Regions from separate parts of the Homo sapiens genome. Here region 1 is linked to region 2. The links are chromatin contacts, found by Hi-C or POLR2A ChIA-PET in ENCODE. All regions are on one chromosome and are shown on one strand. The core of a region is the stretch at or near the end of the contact, and the rest is flanking DNA. Distances in the headings are between cores, read along the strand shown.

What was found. Hi-C counts contacts between places; a loop is a spot of excess contacts on that map. ChIA-PET counts read pairs that join two places held with the same protein, here RNA polymerase II (POLR2A).
Region 1: a loop to region 2 is called in a map of PC-9, with 5 times the contacts of the local background. The contact joins the enhancer-like site here to the promoter of TXNDC11-AS1 in region 2. A Hi-C loop is called at or near these places in 1 of 168 maps with a recorded cell type or tissue (PC-9). POLR2A ChIA-PET finds 5 or more read pairs at or near these places in 1 of 52 experiments (HEK293).

The regions. Positions count from the first base shown.
Region 1 is chr16:12,338,994-12,344,070 of GRCh38, forward strand. All of the region lies in intron 15 of SNX29 (sorting nexin 29), which reads left to right. Among named protein-coding and RNA genes, the nearest start is that of SNX29-AS2, 31 kb to the right of the region's middle. RefSeq lists an enhancer at 2,329-3,528. Within about 2 kb of position 2,623, at least 2 of the 41 ENCODE cell types and tissues checked have a DNase peak (open chromatin) inside an H3K27ac peak, as active enhancers do; they include PC-9, where a contact is called at or near this core.
Region 2 is chr16:11,740,656-11,746,048 of GRCh38, forward strand. TXNDC11-AS1 (TXNDC11 antisense RNA 1) reads left to right here and starts at 2,359. Exons shown (of 1, transcript NR_186412.1): 1 at 2,359-3,851. It overlaps TXNDC11 (thioredoxin domain containing 11), which reads right to left and starts at 2,202. Exons shown (of 12, transcript NM_015914.7): 1 at 1,822-2,202. The coding sequence starts at 2,075. RefSeq lists silencers at 1,650-2,319, 2,182-2,704.

The sequences.
Region 1 (5,077 bases), core at 1,373-3,872, 600 kb after region 2:
GCCGTCATGGGCTGTCCTAGGACTACACACAGACAACTTTGAATTCAGTGGAAAGAGACCTGCGCCATCATGACTGTTTCATAATAAGTGGCAGCCGGGCATGGTGGCTCACACCTGTAATTCCAGCATTTTGGGAGGCTGAGGCAGGTGGATCACCTGAGGTCAGGAGTTCAAGACCAGCCTGGCCAACATGGTGAAACCCCGTCTCTACTAAAAATATAAAAACAATTAGCCAGGCGTGGTGGCGCATGCCTGTAATCCCAGCTACTTGTGTGGCTGAGGCAGAAGAATCTCTTGAACCTGGGAGGCAGAGGTTGTGGTAACCTGAGATCGTGCCATTGCACTCCAGCCTGGGCGACAGAGTGAGATTCTGTCTCAAAAAAAAAAAAAAAAAAAAAAAAGATTATGGGTAGTGAGTTTCTTGTGAGTGGAGGTGTTGAAGCAGAAACTGGGCAGTTACTTGGTGGCTCTGTGAGTCAGGACTCTAATCCAAATGACAGAAAACTCAAACTGGGCTTAACAAGAAATGAAGCTTTTTGAGTGATGAAAACTGGACATCCAAGGATTGGTGTAACCTTTGGCAGGGTTGCATCCAGAGGTCAGATGAGCAAATGTGGATGTTCTCTTCCTGCTGTTGCTCTCTGCTTTCTTTTTTGTGGTCTTCATTCTTAGGAAGGCTTTCTCTATATGTGATGGATCCTAGCAGCTCCAAGCTTATGTCCTATGAGCTTAGCAATTCTTGTCATGAAGAGAGGGTTTCTCTCCCAGTAGCTCTAACAAGATTCTTGGAATTGACTCTTATTGGCCTGACTTGAGTCTTCTGCCATCCCTGAACCAGTCACTGTGGCTAAAGGATGAAATACACTCATTGGCAGGGCCAGGGCACGTGGCCAACAGTCAGTGGGGGCGTTTGGTCAGCTTCCCCAGATCACTAGGAAGAGAGGTGGTTTCTTAAGAAAAAGCAGGATTCCATTAGCCAAAAAAGAGGGGAATTCATCTTGGGCAGAGAGAAAAAGAGAGATGTTCACCATGAGGGTCACTGAAAAAGGGTCTTTTAGCATCAAATGAGGAATTGGAGACGATCACTTTTTAGATTTAAATCCAAGACATAATGATCAGGTTTAGTTTCTTAGCCAAAAATTGTTTTCTTTTTCATCTTTGTTTTCATCATCGTCATCTTCTCCATCCTCCTCCCCTTCTTCTCCTTCCCTGGAGAAACTAACTAGAATGGAATGCAGCTGTAGAAATCCTGGTTAATTTCTCAGATGCAGAATCTGGTCTCTGCAAAGGAAGGAGAATTTCTATTGAAGCCCAACCTTTTGTTTGAAGTCCTATTCTCTGTAACGGGGCATAAAGACAATGTTCCTCAGTCAGTAAGCATTCCTAACCTTGAGCTCTAGGATGTAAGCTCAGAGGAGGAAGGAGCTTTTATCTGTTTGTTCCCTGTTGTATCCCCAGTGTCTAGACAGTGCTTGGCATGTAATAGTAAGGATGGATGGATGTGGGAGACAGAATGGGAAGAGCATGGTTTTGCATTGAACAGATTTGTGTTTGGAGTTCTGGAAACGTTGGTCTGTGAGTCATCTGGAGCAGAGTGACCACTTGGGGGCAGTGTGAGGTTATTATCAGTAACTTGCACCTGGTGGCCAGGTAGACAAGAGGCTAGAACTGCGAGAACAGTCGGGAGGGACCAGAAGGGACGATCTCCCCTGTCTCTCTTTCACAACCCCGGCAGCAAACATCTCTAAGAGTCTGATTAGGTCACCCGGAGCATGTGGTATCTTGGGCATTGAAGCATCTTTGTGGGTTCTTGAAGGTCTGAGATCCTCCAGTGGAGAGTGTTCCTCAGTGTCCCGCTTTATAGCCTTTTACGTGGAGTCTTTGCCTTCCATCCACTAAAGGGGCCCCTATCCTTTGTCTGTCACCACTGGCATCTTTCCTCTATTTACTTCACCATGAGGTTATGAGAACTCATCCTACAGTCTCTTCTAAGCCCCTATTTCCTTACCTGTAGAATGGGCATAATGCCTTGAAGAGACGTGATGATTACAGTGAAGGAATATTGATAAAGGACCAAGAAGAGTGTCTGGCCTGTGGAACGCATCCAACCTATGGTTACTATTATTATTGGAGCCCAAGGAGAGATTTGAATTGTATTTGGGGCTTTCACAGACAAACTCATTAGAAAGTACTGCCTGGGCCCATATAGCAGACAGAATACAAGTCTTGTGATGGATAGACCTGGGTTCAAATTCTGACTTCACCACTTGTGATTTGTATGACCTTGAACAAATGATTTAATGTGTCTGAGACCAGTTTCTTCTTGGGTAAAAGGATATCATGATACCTACTTCCTGTGGCTGTTGCAAAGCTGCCTTTAACAAATGTCTTTGGCCTCTGTGCCTTTCCTCAGACTTTCAGGCCCATTGTGAGAGAGCTAGGAAGATACAGGGTTGTCAAGTTGACACATGTCAGAATAGGATTGGTTCTGCCACAGTAACAAATGATCCTCAATCTCGGTCTTTAACAAAATAAAAGCTTATTTCCTGTTCGTATGTGTCCAACATGGGTTGCCCAAGGGCAACAGTGGGACTGTTCTGCTCCACATAATGACTCAGAAATCTAGGTGGACAGAGGCTCCCATCTTGTGGCCACACCATGGCTTTCTCACTTAGTGTTACAGGGAAGGGATGGTGCAGGGTCACACGCCAGCAGTCCTATGCTATGACTCAGAAGAAACATTTGTCACTTCCACCTGGAACTCGTTGGCCCTAAGTCAGAAGCTTGTGCCCTGTTGTGCAGAGGGGGCTGGGAAGCTTGGGGAGCAGGTAGGGTGCATGGTGAGCACCAGTATCTCTGCCACAAGGACCCACTTGTTGTCTTCATGACATTCCCATTGTAGGGATTAGAGCAGCTGTGGGCTAGTGACTCCGTAGCTGCCAGGTCATTTCCAGCACAGTGCTTCGTGCCAGGAAGTAAAGAAATTTAGGCTTGAGACCCCAGCTTCATAGATGCTGCTGAGAACGTGAACTCTTTTACCTCTCCCAGATTCTGGGAGGTAGATGTGGTCTTGTAATGCTGACTGTTGAATAGAAAACAGAAGAAGATCACATTTGATGAGCCACTCTGTTGGGGGTGGCCTAGGCAGGGAAGCATTGTGATACTTTTGCACTTACCTTCACTGCGTATATCATGGGGATATGAGTCACCCAGAGAAAAAGTTTTATTGCCTGTTGCCCTCTGCAAGGGAAGAAAAGTCACAGATGTCTGCTGCATGCCTCCTGAGGGCAAGAGTGTATGCTTGGCATTTTAACATACAAGATCTCGGTCATATCTTCAGTGTCCCATGGAGAGAAGAGATTACAGTCTCCATGTTGCTGATGAAACCATGAGGCTTAGGGGTGTTCAGAGCTGTGTAGAAACAATGGCTGCCCCGTTCATGGGACACAGCCAGTGAAGTGTGGTCCCAGATTCAAGCCCTTAAATTCCATGTTGTTGTTTTAAACTATACCATCTCGTCTTTCCATTGTAATGTCTGTGGGGCTTAAGGAAGTTGTAGGGATGTGCCCAGTTCTGTGTGTCAATCAAAGCTGTAAGAATCAGAATCTTGTGTCTTTTACGAAGCTTGAGTTGTATATTGGCTCATTTAGTCCTCATAACAACGCTATCATGTAAGAGCTCCTATGGCCACCATTTTTCAGATGCAGAAACTGAGGTCCAGAGAGGTTGAATGATTTACCCAAGGTCACCCAGCAAGTTACTGGCAGACTGGGACAGAATCCTGGCCGTCCAGCTCCAAGTTCATCCCCCAGACCAGTACCCCACAGTGCTCGCTCACATTTGAGCACAGTCTTCCCTCTGTCCAGGTGCTGGTGTTCATGAATTACTGCTTGGCACAAATGAATGGCTGCATACCCCTTCCTGGGAGGAGCAAGCCAGCCTTTACCTGAAGGAGGCTCTTGGCAGCTTTACGGGAGTGCTGTTGGGTGTGAGAAAGAGACTCTCAAAGGAAAACAACATTTTGATGCTCATAAAATTTAATGTTCTTTCATTTACTGTCTTTCTCTTGAAACTTGGACATAATTTATTGAGCCCGTGGTTGAAATATTCAGGAGGTCTCTGTGTGCTACTTCGAAGGGAATATGATTAAAAACGCACACCAGCCTCCACTGATTTCTCAAGACATGAGAACACGACAAAGAGCCACATAATTTCAGAATTCACATCTTTATGTGAAAGCCTGTGCTTTCCAGCACCTTGCAGAATGAATGGAAAAGCAGCACTTCAGGGTGAAATGTTTTCCAGAAAACTTCTGACTTGGTGTGCTAGTGTTAGCTTCACGGTACTAAATAACTTCTGTGTCCAGCAACCTATTCTCGGAGATAAAGAGAAGCTGCCCCAGGCCCTGTGCCAGGCTGGCTGCTCTGAAGTCACATCTTAACCATGTTTAAAATCCTGCTCGATACGATGGAGCCCCACTTTATAGCCGAGGAAATGGGAGCAGATGAATGATGGGGCTTGGGTGTGAACCTGTTCTCATGCCTCCTGCCAGCTGACCTCTTCCTGCCTTTGGCCTCAGCTTAGTATCACAAGCCCTAGGACGGGTAGCTGCCTCCCCTTCCTGTTCCCAGGGACCGTAGTCTTCCTGCTGTGCCACTGGCCACTTTGTCTGAGAACCGTTGACCACCTAGATCCCCACGAGATAGGGAGCTCTGTGAGGGCAGGGGCAGGGGCAGGGGCAGGGTCCTTGTCACACTGATGCCCAGAGCTCAGATCAGTGCCTGGCACACCGTTGCTCAATAAATGTTTGTTGAATGAATGAAGAAACGTGAATGAATGACTGAATAAGTAAATGAATTAGTGCTTCCAGGCCTGTGCAGGGAGGTGCATTTGACCTCTTCTGTGGTTTAGCTGTGTCCCCACCTAAATCTCATCTTGAATTGTAGCTCCCATAATTCCCACATGTTGTGGGAGGGACCCAGTGTGAGATAATTGAATCACAGAGGTTGTTCCCCTCTCCTGTTCTTGTGGTAGTGAGTCTCATGAGATCTGATGGTTTTATGAGAGGTTTCCTCTT
Region 2 (5,393 bases), core at 1,109-3,608:
AGACAAGAATAAAGTACAAGGTTAAGAATCTAGGAGGTCCTGACAATAAAGGATTCAAATTCCAGCTCAGCCCCTTATCACGTAGGTGTGATTTGGAGCAGGTTCTGAAACATCACGAAGGCTGGACTCCTTCATCTGTGCACTGGGAAAGATAACAGTATATTCAAACTTTAATGGGGATTGTAAGATTTAAATGACACCCATACTAGGCTCTCAATTATGTACTAAATGAATAAATGCTTCATGGAAACAGTGGTTCCCAAGCAGGCAATTTTGCTCCCAGGGGACATCTAACAATGTCTGAAGCCATTGTAGTTGTTACATCTTGTGGGGTGTGCTACTGGTATCTAGTGGGTAGAGGCCGGGGATGCTGCTAGACATCCTACAGTAGTCAGGGCAGCCCCCACAACACAGAATTATCTGACCCAAAATATCAACAGTGCCAAGACGGAGAAACCCTGCTGACAGTACCTGGCCTATGGAAAATGCTCACTGAGAGTTATTATAATTTATCTTTCCACTAAAATCCCCGATCTTTTGACACCTCTTTGACAACTGGCCACATATCGTGCTAAATAAACTCAAAAATGTTCCGAGGTGAAATCACAGATATCATAGTAGCAATACAGATCTTATAAACTGGAATCCCAAAAGACCCACTGTGGATTTGGGAGACCAGAAGTACACCTGAAATATACAGCAAATTTTGTATGTGTGTACATTCCTGAAAAGACACACATGAACTTTCATGTTCCTACCCCCTACACCCCAGCCTACTGTCAGGCCTTTTTATCAATTCCAGGGAAACACCAAGCTTGCCCAGCCTCAGAAACTCTGCATTTGCTGTTCGCTCTACCGTGGACACGCTCCCCCGGGATCTTCCCAGCGCTGGTCCCTTCTCCTTTTTGTATAAGCTTCAAATGTCACTTCCTTAGGAAGTCTTTCCCCACCGCCATCGTTTCTATGCCCTGCATAGCACTGAAGCTTTAAAAAATTATATTTACTTGTTCACTGTCCCATCCACTCAAGGGAGCAAAAAGTTCACCCGGACGAGCGTCCGGCACATAGTAGGTGCAGATAAATAATCGTTAGATCAGGCCGGGTGCGGGGCTCTCGCCTGTAATCCCAGCACTTTGGGAGGCCGAGACGGGTGGATCACGTGAGGTCAGGAGTTCGAGACCAGCCTGGCCAACGTGGTGAAACTCTGTCTCTACTAAAAATACAAAAATTAGCCAGGCGTGGTGGCGCGCGCCTGTAATCCGAGCTACTCAGGAGCTGAGGCAGAAGAACCCCTTGAACCCGGGAGGCGGAGGTTTCAGTGAGCCGAGATCGCGCCACTGCACTCCTGCCTGGGACACAATGCGTGACTCCGTCTCAAAATAAAAATAATCGTTAGATCAATGAGTGCGGGAATTCTAAAAGGGGTCTGGAACTCTCGCAAGGTTGTGGATCACTACACCTGAAGCTTAAGGGGAATGAAATCGGTGAGAAATGAGGGTCCTACAGCCCGGGCCGAAGTGACAGGTCCACCCCTAGTGACTCCAACAGGTGAGGAGCACCCCCGACCCGCCTCCCTCGGCACTAAAGCGGGACGATAGGGCGCAGGGCTCCACCCGGAAGCCTCGCCATAATGTCCGCGGGCGGGCCGGGGCGAGGAGAAGGTGGGAAGCCGTGGCCGCAGGTTCCGGGAGGGGTCAGCCGTCCTGGGCAAGGTCAGGCCCGACTTCCCCGGCTGAGGCCGCTGCGACCCGGCCCTGCAGGCTCCAGGCGGCAGAGCAAGGGGAGCGCCCTAGCGGGGCCCCAGGGTCCGGGCCGCCTCACCTGCAGGTGAACTTGAGGGCGAGGAGCAGCGCGCAGCCGAGCGCCACGGCCCCGCAGAGCAGCTCCGGCCGCTGGCGCGCCATGAGGAAGGCGCCACGCAGCCCGCGACGGAGCCGGCCCGCCGAGGACGCTGTGGCCAGGGTCGGGCTCGAGCTGAGGCAGTCTGAGCCCGCGGGGCCGCCGCCGCCCCCTCCCTCGTCCTCGGCGTCCTCGCTGCTGCTGCTGCCGCCGCCGCGGCCTCCGCATTCCGACATTACATGCTCCCAGTCGCCGGCTTTATACCGCCGCCGCCGCCTCGGGCCCGAAGGCCCGGCCCGGCCCGTTGCTCCCCAATCCCGCAGCTCGCCGCACCCGCTAACCCGGACGCTCCACGTCAGCCGCGCCGCCGCCGCGGGGTCCGCCCCACCTCACACCCCAGAGCACGCAGCTCCGCCCACCGCTCACGGAGTCCGGGCGGGCACCGACACCGCCCAAATCCCCGCCCCCAACGGGCCACGCCCTGCACCCTACGTAAATGCACGGAAGCCTTCCCCGCCCGCAGCCCAGTCTTGGCCCCACCGGTCACGACCCCGCTCACGGAGTCTGCGCAGGCGCCGTCGCGGGGCGTGGAGAAGCTGCTCCCTTGGGATAAGGCCCGCGGGGAATACTTGGAACCTTGACACCGCTGTAGTCTGCTCTCGCCGCGCTGGGTTTTAGGAGCCGTAACGACAATAATCGTGTCCACCATTCTCACTACAGGCCCCGAAGCACGTAGGTGCCGTTTTTTATCCCAACTTAACTGAAGAAAAAAAAAACACGGCCGGGCGCGGTGGCTCAAGCCTGTAATCCCAGCACGTTGGGAGGCCAAGGCGGGCAGATTACATGAGACCAGGCGTTCAAGACCAGCCTGGCCAACATGGTGAAACCTCGTCTCTACTAAAAATACAAATATATTAGCCGGGCGTGGTGGCGGGCGCCTGTAATCCTAGCTGCTTGGGAGGCTGAGGCAGAGAATTGCTTGAACCCTGGAGGCGGAGGTTGCAGTGAGTGGAGATGGCGCCACTGCACTCCCGTCTGGGGGAGAGAGAGAGAGAGACTCTTGTCTCAAAAAAAAAAAAAGGACTTGTCCTCCAATGTCAATAACAACAAACTAGACAAATAAAACTTCGAGGGCATTAAGGCAATATGGTGTTATGCCACAAACAGAAGGCACAGCTAACGGCCAGTAGCTGAGACGCCACCTCTGCCACAGGTCAGCTATGTGACCCACGTGCAAATCTCATCACTTCCTGTCTGGTTCTGCTTCTGTGGATGTAGAATGGGGCAATCAATGGCTGTCTTGCTCAATTGGCCAGACATTTAATGTGTCAACCACCCAGGCCCAACATGTTGTGAGTTCATGTACACCGACCATTTTGCTATTTCTTTTCTATATGTCACTTTTTTTTTTTTTTTGGTTGTTTTTTGATACAGGGTCTTGTGTCACCCAGGCTGGAGTGCAATGGCGCAATCATAGCACACTGAAGCCTTGACAACCCCAGCTCAAGCGATCCACCCCCGTCAGCCTCCCAAGTAGTAGGCAACACAGATGTGTGCGACTACGCCCAGCTAATTTTTTTTTTTTGTGGAGACAAGGTCTCTCCATGTTGCCTAGGCTGGTCTTGAACTCCTGGGCTCAAGCGATCTTCCCCCTTCGACCTCCCAAAGCGTTAGGATTATGTAAAAGCATGAGTCACTGCGCCCACCTGTCACATCTTTTTGTTTCTTCTATACTGCCTTATTTTGTAGAAAGTAGCTATTTTCTCGTATAACATTAATTCCTTTATTTTTAACTTGTCCCTCATCTCTGTTTTGTGTTATTATTACCCTTATTATCTATGTTACAAACCCAACCATACAGTGTTAATCTTGTTTTAAAAAGCTGAGAAAAAATATATAGTTACAGAGTTTTTTTAACCTTCTAATTTGCCACTTATACTTCTGTTGATTCCTTTGTGTAGATTAGAGTTACACAATTTATTGCTAAAGAAAATAAATATGGTCAAAAGTCACCAGTGTCCTCATTCACTGTAGCTTGCTGCAACAGAATTTACCCTACACTTCCATAAGACATCTGACATTTGCACAGGGCTTCATAAGGTCCAAAGTACTTTCGTTGTCTGTGGTTTAATCTCACAAAACCCATAGTCCTTTGTGAGCAAATGCAAGGCAGTGTCTTACTGACCAGAAAACCACCCTGGATTAACAAAAGAATGCCTCCTTTCCTCTTCACTTTCTGAGCAACTGGGGCCCTGCTCTGGCAGCAGAATGTTCTCTTTTTTATTTTTTGTAGAGATGGGATCTCACTGTGCTGCCCAGGCTGGTCTTGAACTCCTGGCCTCAAGTGATCCTCCTGCTCTGGACTCCGAGAGTCCTGGGATCACAAGTCTGAGCCACTGCAGCTGGCCCAGAACGTTCTTCTGAAACAATTATAAATTTGTTTCAAAATACACTAGGCCTTTCGGGTCAGGCTGTACTACTTTTCATAGGTTAGGTCAGCCCTAACTCGTCCACACCAACTTGTATCTGAGTTTTCCATAGCCACTTTTTTTTTTTTTTTTCTTTGAGATGGAGTCTCACTCTATCGCCCAGGCTGGAGTGCAGTGGCACCAGGTCGGCTCACTGCAACCTCCGTCTCTTGGATTCAAGCAATTCTCCTGCCTCAGCCTCCCAAGTAGCTGGGATTACAGGTGCCCACCACCACGCCTGGCTAATTTTTATATTTTTAGTAGAGATAGGGTTTCACCATGTTGGCCAGGCTGGTCTCAAACTCCTGACCTAAGGTGATCCACCCGCCTCGGCCTCCCAAAGTGCTAGGACTACAGGCATGAGCCACCACGCCCAGCCTCTTGGCCACTTTTTATACCAAGATCAAGTTGCTCGGGGTTTGAGGAGGGAATGGGGCAGAGGAATATATATGTGTCATGTGCTGTGACAGTGGTCCCAGAAAATTATGATACTGTTTTTATTGTACTGTTTCTTTTCTTTGACAGAGTCTTGCCCTGTCACCCAGGCTGGAGTGCAGTGGCACCATCTTGGCTCACTACAACCTCCACCTCCTGGGTTCAAACAATTCTCATGCCTCTGCCTCCCAAGTAGTTGGGATTACAGGCGTGTGCCACCATGTCTGGCTAATTTTTGTATTTTTTGTAGTGATGGGGTTTTCCCATGGTGGCCAGGCTGGTCTCGAACTCCTGACCTCAAGTGATCTGCCTGCCTTGGCCTCCCAAAGTGTTGGGATTAAAGGCGTAAGCCACCAGTCCCGGCCCACTATACTTTTTCTATGTTTGGGTAAATTTAGATACACAAATACCACTGTGTTACAGTTGCCTAAGATATTTAGTATAGTAACATGCTGTACTGGTTTGTAGCCTAGGAGCAATAGGCTATACCATATACTATATAGCAATAGCCTAGGCGTGGTAGTAGGCTATACTGTCTAGGTTTGTGTGAGTGTACGCTATGGATGTTCACACAACACTGGTATCACCTAACAATGTTATTTCTCAGAACGTGTCGCTGTGATGCATGGCCATGTATTTCCTCAATATTAA